Regions from separate parts of the Homo sapiens genome. Here regions 1 and 3 are each linked to region 2. Evidence: chromatin contacts called from ENCODE Hi-C or POLR2A ChIA-PET data. All regions are on one chromosome and are shown on one strand. Each heading gives the region's core, a stretch centred on a gene start or an enhancer-like site at or near the end of the contact. The rest is flanking DNA. Distances are from core to core; before and after follow the strand shown.

Region 1 (3,977 bases), core at 439-2,938, 420 kb before region 2:
TTTCTTTTTTTGAGATGGAGTTTCGCTCTTGTCGCCCAGACTGGAGTGCAGTGGTGTGATCTTGGTTCACTGCAACCTCTGCCTCCTGGGTTCAAGCGATTCTCCTGCCTCAGCCTCCAGAGTAGCTGGGATTACAGGCATGCACCACCACACCTAGCTAATTTTTGTATTATTAGTAGAGACAGGGTTTTACCATGTTAGCCAAGCTGGTCTCGAACTCCTGACCTCAGGTGATCCACCCTCCTCAGCCTCCCAAAGTGCTGGGATTACAGGCGTGAGCCACCGCGTCCAGCTGAGAGATTAAAACTATTAAAGAGCCAAGATATTATTAATACCCTAAAGATCAGCTGGAGCTGGAGCTGGGTATCAGAAATGATCACACAGGTTATGTGCAGTGACTCATGCCTGTAATGCCAGTACTTTGTGAGGCCTACTTGGGAGGATCACTTGAGCCCAGGAGTTCGAGACCAGCCTGGCCAACATGGCGAGACCCTGTCTCTATAAAAATTAGCTGAGTGTGATGGCACACACCTGTAGTCCCAGCTATTCTGGAGGCTGAGGTGGGAGGATCACTTGAGCCAGGGAGGCAGAGGTTGCAGAGAGCCTAGATCGTGCCACTGTACTCCAGCCTGGGTGACAAAGCCAGACCCTGTCTCAAAAAAAACAACAAACAAACAAACAAAAAGAGAAATGATCACATAGAATGGGCATTTGTTCTTGAGATACCAACACTTGTGTGGAGTTATACTGAACTTACACATTTTATGCACTTCAAGTATTTTCTGTTTCACAATAAAAAAAGAAACAACTATTTTAGTTACCTGATAAGTTTGAAAGTACTGAAAAAAATTACTCCTCTGTCAGAAAGTTTAGATGTAGATTGAAATGATGTACATCTAAAAGAGAAGCAAATGAAAACTGGCAAGTGTGTACTTCAGCAAAAAGAATGGCATGAATGGAATTTACAAAACAGTACTAATGTTACTATAAACATTAATTGAAACCAAACACTTTAAGGGCGATTGGAGGATGGGAATAAGGTATTAGGAAGAGTTCTCATGGATTCCCAGACAGGGTACCCCTATAGGGCTGGGCATGTAGCTGTGTCCCATGGATCGTTTCCCCTTCGTTCTATCCCAGGCTGGTACTTGTGGGACAAGAGGTGTCCACCCAGCCGGGCCGAGGCTCGGGCAGAGACGGGACAGACTCGCCACTCGCTTGGCACAGTCTTGTAGGACTTTCCCGCCATGCCACATAGGTCAGAGGCCCACGCAGCGAGCTCCTACTGAAAACCATCGCACCATCCCCCCGGGGCATTTCTGCAGTGTTCCAGGCTCTGGACTACATTTCCCAGGGCCGTCGGGACCAAGGTTACTTCCAGCCTAAGATGGCCTGGGCTTACTGTCCTGTTCCCAGGGCTGGGAGCCTTTTGCAGAGGTAGGGCAGCCTGCATGCCTCCGCTGAAGCTTCCTAAACGCGGCCTGGAATTCTGGAAGCTCTCGGCAGCAGATGTGAGCGGTGTGTGGGCGATGGTCTTTGCCCAGCGAGGGGATGGGGCTCAAATGCAGGGTCCGTTAATGGTGACCGCGGTGTCCGGGGCAGTTAAAGACGGCCCAGGCTCCGGACTACATTTCCCAGAGTGCACCGTTCCCCGGGCAACTTCCTGTCAGCCCTCTGTCCCTTTAGGGTTAATAGAAAGATCGCGGAACCTTCCACCATCAAGGGACCGCAGGGCCGGGTGAGTGATTCCGAGACACAGAAGCCGAATGACTCCGGAGGGCCCGAGGCCGGGGCTGAGGGGAGTGAGGTGCTAATGTCTTTGGAGTTGGTGGCTTTGCCGGCGAGGGAGCGTGGGGGCGAGCGATCGCGATGGGAGCAGTGGATGCGAGAGTGAAATTGATGCAGGAGCTGGGGCCGCGACGGGAGCTTGTGTGTGTGTGTGTGTATGTGTGTGTGTGTGTGTGTGTGCGCGCACGCGCACACGACGTTGACAGGCGCTGTGTGTGACCCTAATGGACTATTTAAATGTGACTGTATGTACGTGATTATGACTGCGTCGCGTTGTGCGTGACCACGTTCGTAAAGGTGGTGATAGCAGCCGCTATGGGGCCAAAAACAAAGAATTGAGCTTTGCGTTGAGTGACAGGCATAGTCCTTCGTGAATGTGTGGGGAGCAGTTTTTGTGCTGGCCCGTAGCTGGATTGGAGTGGGGGCAACCTAGAAGGAGGGGAGAAGAATGGGACACAGTGTAGACAACATAGTTCAAGAGTTTCTCCGTAAATTAGAGCAGAGAAATGGAGCAGCAGGTTGGGGTAGAGGGCTGGGGAAGACGGCTGGGGAACAACCACCCATCAACATGTTGTTGGAAATGAGCCACGAGAGGGGGGAAAAGTCCAGGCAAGGGTAAGTAAACAAGGCTCATCTGTGTGGGTGTAGTTAAAAATGCAAGAATTAAAAAAAATAGAAAAGGGTAATCGCGCTGCAGAGAGTAAACCATGAGCTGAAGATTTCAGATATAGGGGGAAAATACCCTGTGTTTGGTAGAGGTCAACAAAAGTGAGATGTGGTGAGTTATATACAATCTCATGGCAGGAAATTCAAAACTAGAGTTTGTGGAGGGAGGAAGAAAGGTCTGAAGGTAGTGAACAACAAGGAGGCCGGCCATCTGTTCCATTTTCAGACCCACTGGTAAGAGGCTGTAGCTGGGGAAATGTTGAGAGGGCTGCAGAGTCCTCCAGATACAGCCTAGTTTCTGTTAGACTCAGAATGTTAGGGCGTGTTCAAGGAAGTGGTTGAAGATAAAAGAGGAGTTGGTTGTTAATGAATTATGAATTCCATTATGAAGGCATACAGGAAAAGTGTTGAAAGTTGGGAAGAATGAGAAAAGGGGACAAATGAGACTTGATGGTATACAATGTCCGAAAAGACAGTTGACTAGAAATTCTGGGACTTCTTATAGTAGATAAATATAAATACAAGGTTGGATTGACATTTATTCTGGTTGGATTCAAGTCAGTTTTGGAGAGATAGCGTGGGATAGTGAAAGATGATTTCTTGAGTGTGAGAAACAAACTTACCCGTCCCAAAGAATGGACTCAGAGACCCGGAGAACAGCAAAAGTGAGACTTTTAATGATGGTCTTGCAAGATCAGTGTCTGATAGGCACACCCAACAGTTTCAACAAGCAATTTATCCCCTAGTGCACAGGTTCCTCCCCTGGTTCCTCATAGGCTGATAACTATGGGGTCACAATCTTCCCGGATGTTGCCTATTGATTGTTGGGTAGGGGCTTCAGGTGTTTTGTTTTTTGATTTTTGTGAGACAGAGTCTTGTTCTGTCACCAGGCTGGAGTGCAGTGGTGCAATCACGGCTCACTGCAACCTCCGCCTCCCAGGTTCAAGTGGATTCTCCTGCCTCAGCCTCCCGAGTAGCTGGGACTACAGGTGCGTGCCACCACGCCCAGCTAACTTTTCTATTTTTAGTAGAGATGGGGTTTCACCGTGTCGGCCAGGATGGTCTCGATCTCTTGACTTTGTGATCCGCCCGCCTCGGCCTTCCAAACTGCTGGGATTACAGGCGTGAGCCACCGCGCCCAGCCGGTGTGTGTGTGTGTTTTTTTTTTAGGCTTGTCTTGCTGCATTTGGTTGCGGCCCACAATGCACTGCAATCCTAGTTAGCTCAAGGTCTCTTCAATAGTTGACTTATGACCTAAGCAGCTGGGCAGGCTGATAAAAGCAGACAAAATGAGCTATTTTGCAGGCTAGCAAACTTTCATCTTAGACTAAACTTCTTTGGTTTGGGTGAAGGCAACTAAGTGGGGGAAAGGGAGAAAGCGGGAGGCTGACAAGCAGGCATCATCTATCCAAGCAGGGGCCTAGTATATCCTGTTTCTTCTGTAGTTTGCTTACCTAAGCCAATTCAAGGCATTTTGTCTTGGAAATGGACCACTGTATACATTATTTCCTTCACTGAGTATC
Region 2 (4,079 bases), core at 524-3,023:
CTTCTTCTATAAAGAAAGCTTTCTTTTTTCTTTGTGCTTATTTAATGGGGTACAATCAATTATAGACATAATTGGTGGCACAGGGAAAATAATTATTTCAAGTAGTTTTTAAACACTAGCTGTATAACTAAGAGGGACATATAAAAACAGGGATTGGCAAACTTTTTCTTTAAAGGGCCTGATAGTAAATACAGTCAATCTTCATTCACAGATTCTGAATTTGTGAATTCATCTACTTGCTAAAACTTTTTTATAAACCCAGAGTCAATATTTGCAGCACCTTTGTGGTCATTTGTGGACATCCGAAGAGCGGTGAACCTTTTTGAGTCCCTTAACAGGCATGTTCTCAGCCAAAGTCAAACAAAGTGACCCTCTATCTTCTTATTTCAGCTCTCATACTGTAAACAGGTACCCTTTTTGCAGTCCATTTAGTACCTTGGCTTCTCATATTTTTGTTTTTTGCTGGTGATTTTGCTGTTTCAAAGGGACCCCAAATGTAGTAGTACTAAAGTGCTGTTGATGTTCCTATGAATGAGAAAGCGGTCATGTGTCTTACAGAAAAAATACATGTGTTAGATAAGCTTCATTCAGGCATGAGTTATGGAGCTGTTGGCCATGAGTTCAATGTTAATGAATCAATAATATATATTAAAGTGTTTAAATAGAAACACAATAAGGCCAGGCGCGGTGGCTCATGCCTATAATCCCAGCACTTTTGGGAGGCCAAGGCGGGTGGATCACCTGAGGTCAGGAGTTTGAGACCAGCCTGGTCAACATGGTGAAACTCCGTTTCTACAAAATACAAAAATCAGCTGGGCATGGTGACATGCATCTGTATTCCCAGCTACTCTGGGGGCTGAGGCAGGAGAATTGCTGGAACCCGGGAGGCGGAGGAGGTTGCAGTGAGCCAAGATCCCACCACTGCACTCCAGCCTGGGTGACAGAGCAAGACCCTATCTCAAAAAAAAAAAAAAAAAAGAAAAAAAGAAAATAAACACAATAAAATAAGCTTATGCATTCATCGGTTGACTAAAATGTGACCAGATGCTTACAGGAAACTAACCCTGTATTTCCCCTAGAAGCAGTGGAATGGTATTCACTAATTCCGTGTTTGTAGCAAGTTTATAGACCATAACTACTGTGAATAGTGAGAACTGACTGTATTTTAGGCTGCGTGGGCCATCTGGTCTGTGTAACTACTCGAGTCTGTCCTTGTAGCTCAAATATAGCAATAGACAGTACACAATCAAACACGGCTATGTTCCAATAAAACTTTTATTTATGGACACTGAAATTTGACATGTATGATTTTCATATTTCACAAAATATTGTTCTCCTTTTCATTGTTTTTACCATTTAAAAATACAGAAATGGAAAATATAGGAACTGGCTTCCCCGAATCTCCGGAGTCACACGGTCTCAAATCCCAACAGCCACACCCAGTGAAAGAATCCCACCCAGGAGCGCGCCAGGGACAGACTCGCAGCGCCGTCCTCGCTCACAGGGCTCCCTAGTTGGCACTATAGAGAGGCGGTCGCGGGCGCCCCTCTTTAACGCGCCAGCCATCTGTCCCCGCTCCCCTCCAGGCCCTGCCGCGCCGTCCCCAGGCGCTAAGGGACTCGAAGCGCAGCCTCGCTGGGACGGACCTAGCTCCGGCTCCGGGTTCACGCAGAGCAGGGGCTGCACCAGCGAGCGGACCCTTGAGACTGGCCGCGCCTGCGCACTCCGTGAGCGCGCCCGGCCCTCCCAGCAGCCTCCGCGCGCAGCCCGTTAGGCCCCGGGGATTGTGGCGTGACCCGGCAGCGGCTTCCTCCGTTCGGGCATCGCTGTGCCTCGGGTTCGCGCCCCGAGTGAGCAGTCCTGGCCCGGAGCGTCGGTCCTGGTAATCTGTAGGAAAAGCGCTGCGGCCCAGGGGGTAAAGAGAGGTAAGCGGGGCCACTGCAGTATCGCAGAGGGGCGGGAGCCCGCGCCTCAGGCCCGGGTGTGTGTGTCGTGGGCGTGACGGGGCCGGGGCTGGGACGTGACGGAGTCTGTGCGGCTGACTTGGGTGCAGAGACTATTGTATGAGCGAAGGTTGTTGTGGCCGTGGAGTGCGTGACTGACCCCAGCATCCTCTGCCCACACCGGGCCCAGCTGCAGAGAAATGGCCCTCGGTCAGTTTCTGCACGCCAAAGACTCCCAGCAGAAACGCGCAGACTAGGCCGGACCAGGTGGCTCACATCTGTAATCCCAGAGCTCTGGGAGAGCGAGGCGGGAGGATCGCTGGAAGCCAGGAGTTCGAGACCAGCCTGGGCAGCAAAGCGAAACTCCCATCTGTACCAGAAATTTAAAAAATGAGCCGGGTGTGATGGCGTGCTCCTGTGGTCCCAGCCACTCGAGAGGCTGAGGCGGGAGGATGGCTTGAGCCTAGGAGGAGATTGAGGCTGCAGCGAGCTATGATAGCACCACTACTCTCCAGCCTGGGCAACAGCGAAACAAGGCTCAGACCCGACCTTGGGATAGGAATATTAGAACTGAACGAGCCCCCGCTCCCGCCCAGGCTTGCTCCTGGAAGGGACTCCCACACCACCTCCTCGCGGACCCGGACCCACGCACGTGCACTCACAACTCTGAAGAGTCCAGCTGCAGGTTTCAGAACCACAGCATTGCTTCCAGGAAGCTATTGTGAACTCCAGTTCTAGCCCCGGGCATCCATGACCCTGGCCTTTCTTTGATACTGGGAAGAGTTAACAACACCATCTCTCTTATGTTACTCTGGTTATGTGTGGGTGGGCGGTGGGGGCATTGTGCCCTATGCGAGGCTGGGCTGCAAGAAAAGCCTGGTTCCCTTATTAGCCAGTCCTGCCCAATTCTTTAAGAAAAGGGGTCCGAGCGGGAGGAGGAATGAATTGCTGTTGCCTGTTTAAGTCAAGGTCGAGGCGAGTGGGTGTTTCTGCTTTCTTCTGTGAAATGCATTCTTATTTCTTAGGACATGAGAATATTTGTTTCATTCTCCATAAATGTCCTGTCCATTGAGCTGATACCTAGGTCCCCTCCCGAGAGCCTGTATGCACATACCCATTTGGTAGATGTTTTTCATTACTTCTGTGGGCCTTCTTTTAATTACTATGTGTAAAGTTCTTAGAACAGTTCCTGAGACCTCGTTAGTACTTAATAAACCTTAGTTATGTATTCTTAAGTAGTGATTTGGAGCAATTCTACATCAGCCTTCTATAGATGGGGGGAAAATGAAAATACTAAGCCAATTGTGGTGAGTATTTCCTAGTAAAAAATAAATGAGCCAGATCAGATGCTTAAATAGTCTAAAACAGGAATTCTTTTTTTTTTTTTTTTTTTTTTTTTTTGAGACAGGGTCTTGCTCTGTCACCCAGGTTGGAGTGCAGTGGCACAATCTCAGCTCACTGCAACCTCCCTTTCCGTGGTTCAAGCGATTCTTATACCTCAGCCTCCCAAGTAGCTGGGATTACAGGCCTGCACCACCACACCCAGCTAATTTTTGTATTTTTAGTACAGACCGGGTTTTACCATGTTGGCCAGGCTGGTCTCAAACTCCTGGCCTCAAGTGATCTGCCTGCCTCGGCCTCCCAAAGTGCTGGAATGACAGGCATGAGCCACCGCCCCCAGCCTAGAACAGGAATTCTTTTTTTTTTTTTTTTTTTTGAGACGGAGTTTCGCTCTTATTTCCCAGGCTGGAGTGCAATGGTGTGATCCCAGCTCACCGCAACCTCCGCCTCCCAGGTTCAAGCGATTCTCCTGCCTCAGCCACCCTAGTAGCTGGGATTACAGGCATATACCACCACGCCTGCCTAATCTTGTATTTTTAGTAGAGACGGGGTTTCTCCATGTTGGTCAGGCTGGTCTTGAACTCCCGACCTCAGGTGATCTGCCCGCCTTGGCCTCCCAAAGTGCTGGGATTACAGGCATGAGCCACCGTGCCCGGCCATAGAACAGGAATTCTTAACCAGAAGTAATTTGAATTCATTTGAGGCTTTCAGGGGACCAGATACTCTTTGAAATTGTACGTAAAATTGTTATAGATATCTGTTAATATGCCACTTTTATGGGGAGAAAATATGTAA
Region 3 (3,818 bases), core at 805-3,304, 380 kb before region 2:
CCACAAGGGAACAAGCCTCCAAATGGTTGCAGACCCCAGCCGTTGAGTCTTCCGTGCTGAGGCCAGACATCATGGAACAGAGACAAGTGGGCTACCCTTGTGCCATATCTGAAATCCTGACTGTGAGCATGAGAATCCACATAACATAATGATTGTTTGAGCCACTAAATTTTGGTGTAATTTCTGACATAGTAATAGTGCCTATGACAGCCACCTTAACACATTAAGTAACAATAGCGAGTAGTAAATCATCACTGGGAACTGTTACTTGGAAATGTCTTGGAAAGCAGTGACAACCATGAAGGCTATTTGTAGATGCTGTCAGATGACATAAAAACTGCTGTGGTCTCACTGCCAACAATACCCCATACCCGAGGGGTCTACAGCCTATATTCAAGATGGAAGGAAACACTACATTTTGGTTAGAGGAATGTGAAAATTTACACGAGCCCTTCTCATGGGCCCCTAAACTTGGCTGATGGAACTGTGGGTAATAAACTCAGAAGGAGTCAAAGGCATCAAGGTTGCTCATGAAAGAGCTGAGGTTACCAACTCAAGTGTAGACAAGAAAAGAGAGAGGAAAAAAATGGTAGCTCGGCAGGGAGGTCAGAGGGATAGCCAGGCTTAGTTTCCAGACATCCAGGAAAAGGACACCCATCTGAGTAATGGATTGAGAGTCAGTATTAAGATACGGAGAAATATCAAGGAGAAACATTAGTGGCTAACGCTGGACATTTCCACAGCTCTCACATAACCAGAAAAACTTAGCTTAATTTTAGTAACAATGTCAGAAGCACAAGCGTGCTGAGAATTAAGAACAAGGCCTTTGAAGAATGTGGGGACTGTTTTATAAAGCACTGAATCTTCACACCTCATGAAGACAGAGACCTGGAGCCTACAGGTGTCTCATTCACACTATGAAATAAATCCTACAAAAGTAAGAGATCCACTAACTTTTTAAAGGATTTAGGAAGATATATATATGAAATCAGCCAGGTGCGGTGGATCACACCTGTAATCCCAGCACTCTGGGAGGCCGAGGCGGGCAGATCACCCCAGGTCGGGAGTTCGAGACCAGCTTGACCAACATAAAGAAACCCCATCTCTACTAAAAATACAAAATTAGCTGGACGTGGTGGCACATGCCTATAATCCCAGCTACTCGTGAGGCTGAGGCAGGAGAATCGCTTCAACCCGGGAGGCGGAGGTTGCAGTGAGCAGAGATTGCACCATTGCACTCCAGCCTGGGCAACGAGAGCGAAATTCCGTCTCAAAAAAAAATAATAATAAAAAATAAAAGTTGTTTCTTTCACAAAAGTTACTCTACATACGTGCTCCAAAAATAAGATTTCAAAGACACTGGGGAAAATACTACTACTAAGATATCAAAACCAGGAACTTACTTCCTTTAAAACAATTCCAAACTAACTCGCTGCGCCTTTCACAGAAATTTCCCACAAGAAATATGATTTTATAAAGCCTGAGAAGTTGCTGCTGTTAGGAAAACCACCAAAACTAAAAATTGGTTTAATTAGCAACAACAACAAAATGCCATTTTAACTGGCTGTCCTTATCAGAGACAGTCCACTAAATAATGCAACTGGCAAAACGTGAGATTTTTTAAAGGGTGGGGTGCTTTATTATAAACATAATATAAACCAGGAATGTATTTTATTTAATAAACCTCAACCTGCCGGTCACTCCCTCCCTTCGAGGCGTTCTGCAACAGAACACCTGGCTAGAAATAAAAGGGCGTTTTACCCCAGTGGGATGAAAAAGCCCCGTTTTTTACCTTTAATCGCGAGACAATACGGGTCAGAGGTCAGGAAATTATGTCAGCACCAATGCGGGCGCCCACGAGTGCGGTGGACCGATGTGGAAGGGCCGGGACGCAGCCCGAGTCCCAGTTCCCGCCGTAGCGATGGCCGATTTCCCAGCCGCGGACGCTGAAAGCGAGGACTCCACGCCGATGACCCTTCGGCGTACCATGTCCGGCGGGCGCTTGGCCAAACAGCCCAAGACTGCGGAATCACACTCGCCACTGTGTACCTGGACGCCATCTGCAGACCCAGCGCCTGCGGGGATTCCGGAAACGGGAGAGCGGGCTTCCGGAAACGGTGACCAATGGGAAACGTGATCAGATGTTACTAGGCGAACAGTCCGTTTCCAGGCAACACAGAAGGAAGAGACGCTCTCAGTCACCCTAAAATAGACGGAGCTTTCAGCCAATGGATATGCAGGTTTGCTCCAGATTAGCCAATAAGAAGTGTTTGGGGCCGGCCGAGCGCGGCGGCTCACGCCTGTAATCCCAGCACTTTGGGAGGCCGAGGCGGGCGGATCACGAGGTCAGAAGATCGAGACCATCCTGGCTAACACGGTGAAACCCCGTCTCTACTAAAAATACGAAAAATTAACCAGACGTGGTGGCGGGCGCCTATAGTCCCAGCTACTCGGGAAGCTGAGGCCGCAGAATGGCGTGAACCCGGGAGGCGGAGCTTGCAGTGAGCGGATATCACGCCACTGCACTCCTGCCTGGGCGACAGAGCGAAACTCGGTTTCAAAAAACAAAAGAAGTGCTTGTGGCCGACCTTCCTACAAGCACAGCAGAAACTTTCCTGCGCATTTCTGCGCTGGAACGCCTACCCGCCGCGCCAAACCAAAACTTTGCAATCACGTTTGGTGCTGTTTCCTGCACTTTCTTGGAGATTAGCACCAGGCGCTGGAGACCCTCCCACCTCGCCCACGCCCACCGCCCGGTGAACACCGAGACCCAACCTTGTGCACCGCCAGTCTTGTGATCAACAAACAGGCTAGTAAAGTATAAAAATAAAATAAAGGAAATGTAGTCGGGCGTGGTGGCGTGCGCCTGTAATCCCAGCTACTCCGGAGGTTGATGCAGGAGAATCGCTTGAACCTGGGAGGTAGAGGTTGCGGTGAGCCGAGATCGCGCCACTGCATTCCAGCTTGGACAGCAAGAGCGAAACTCCGTCTGAACATAGTAAAATAAAATAAAGGAAATGGGGCCGGGCGCGGTGGCTCACGCCTGTAGTTCCAGCACTTTGGGAGGCCGAGGCGGGCCGATTACTTGAGGTCAGGAGTTAGAGAACAGTCCGGCCGCCAACATGATGAAACCCCCGTCTGTACTAAAAATACAAAAATTAGCCAGGCGTGCTGGCGGGCGCCTGTAATCCCACCTAGTCGGGAGGCGGAGGCACAAGAATCGCGTGAACCGGAGAGTTGGAGAGTTGGAGAGTTGGAGAGTTGGAGAGTTGGAGAGTTGGAGGTTGCAGTGAGCCGGAGGTTGCAGTGAGCCGGAGAGGCGGAGGTTGCAGTGAGCCGAGATCCCGCCCCTGCGCTCCAGCCTGGGCGACAGAGTGAGACTCCGTCTTAAAATAAAATAAAATAGGCCGGGCGCGGTGGCTCACGCCTGTAATCGCAGCACTTTGGGCGGCCGAGGCGGCTGGATTGCCTGAGCTCAGGAGTTCGAGACTATCCTGGGCAACGTGGTGAAACCCCGTCTCTACTAAAAATACAAAAATTGGCCGGGCGCGGTGGCTCACGCCTGTAATCCCAGCACTTTGGGAGGCCGAGTCGGGTGGATCATCTGAGGTCAGGAGTTCAAGACGAGCCAGACCAACATGGAGAAACCCCGTCTCTACTAAAAATACAAAATTAGCCGGGGTGGTGGCGCATGCCTGTAATCCAGCTACTCGGGAGGCTGAGGCAGAAGAATCGCTTGAACCCGGGAGACGGAGGTTGCGGTGAGCCAAGATCGCGCGCGCCATTGCACTCCAGCCTGGGCAACAAGAGTGAAACTC

The links. Hi-C counts contacts between places; a loop is a spot of excess contacts on that map. ChIA-PET counts read pairs that join two places held with the same protein, here RNA polymerase II (POLR2A). Pooled maps may share reads with other maps.
Region 1: a loop to region 2 is called in a pooled map, with 5 times the contacts of the local background. The contact joins the promoter of ZNF790 here to the promoter of ZFP82 in region 2. A Hi-C loop is called at or near these places in 6 of 50 pooled maps. POLR2A ChIA-PET finds 5 or more read pairs at or near these places in 3 of 52 experiments (RWPE1, WTC11 and activated T-cell).
Region 3: a pooled map shows a loop between it and region 2 (6-fold over the local background). The contact joins the promoter of ZNF790-AS1 here to the promoter of ZFP82 in region 2. A Hi-C loop is called at or near these places in 7 of 50 pooled maps. POLR2A ChIA-PET finds 5 or more read pairs at or near these places in 3 of 52 experiments (CD4-positive, alpha-beta T cell, Panc1 and naive thymus-derived CD4-positive, alpha-beta T cell).

The regions. Positions count from the first base shown.
Region 1 is chr19:36,836,098-36,840,074 of GRCh38, reverse strand. It overlaps ZNF790 (zinc finger protein 790), which reads left to right and starts at 1,688. Exons shown (of 5, transcript NM_206894.4): 1 at 1,688-1,738.
Region 2 is chr19:36,416,338-36,420,416 of GRCh38, reverse strand. It overlaps ZFP82 (ZFP82 zinc finger protein), which reads left to right and starts at 1,773. Exons shown (of 5, transcript NM_133466.4): 1 at 1,773-1,925. RefSeq lists an enhancer at 2,245-2,404.
Region 3 is chr19:36,795,786-36,799,603 of GRCh38, reverse strand. ZNF790-AS1 (ZNF790 antisense RNA 1) reads right to left here and starts at 2,054. Exons shown (of 6, transcript NR_040027.1): 1 at 1,793-2,054. RefSeq lists an enhancer at 1,763-1,832 and silencers at 2,253-2,412, 2,423-2,492.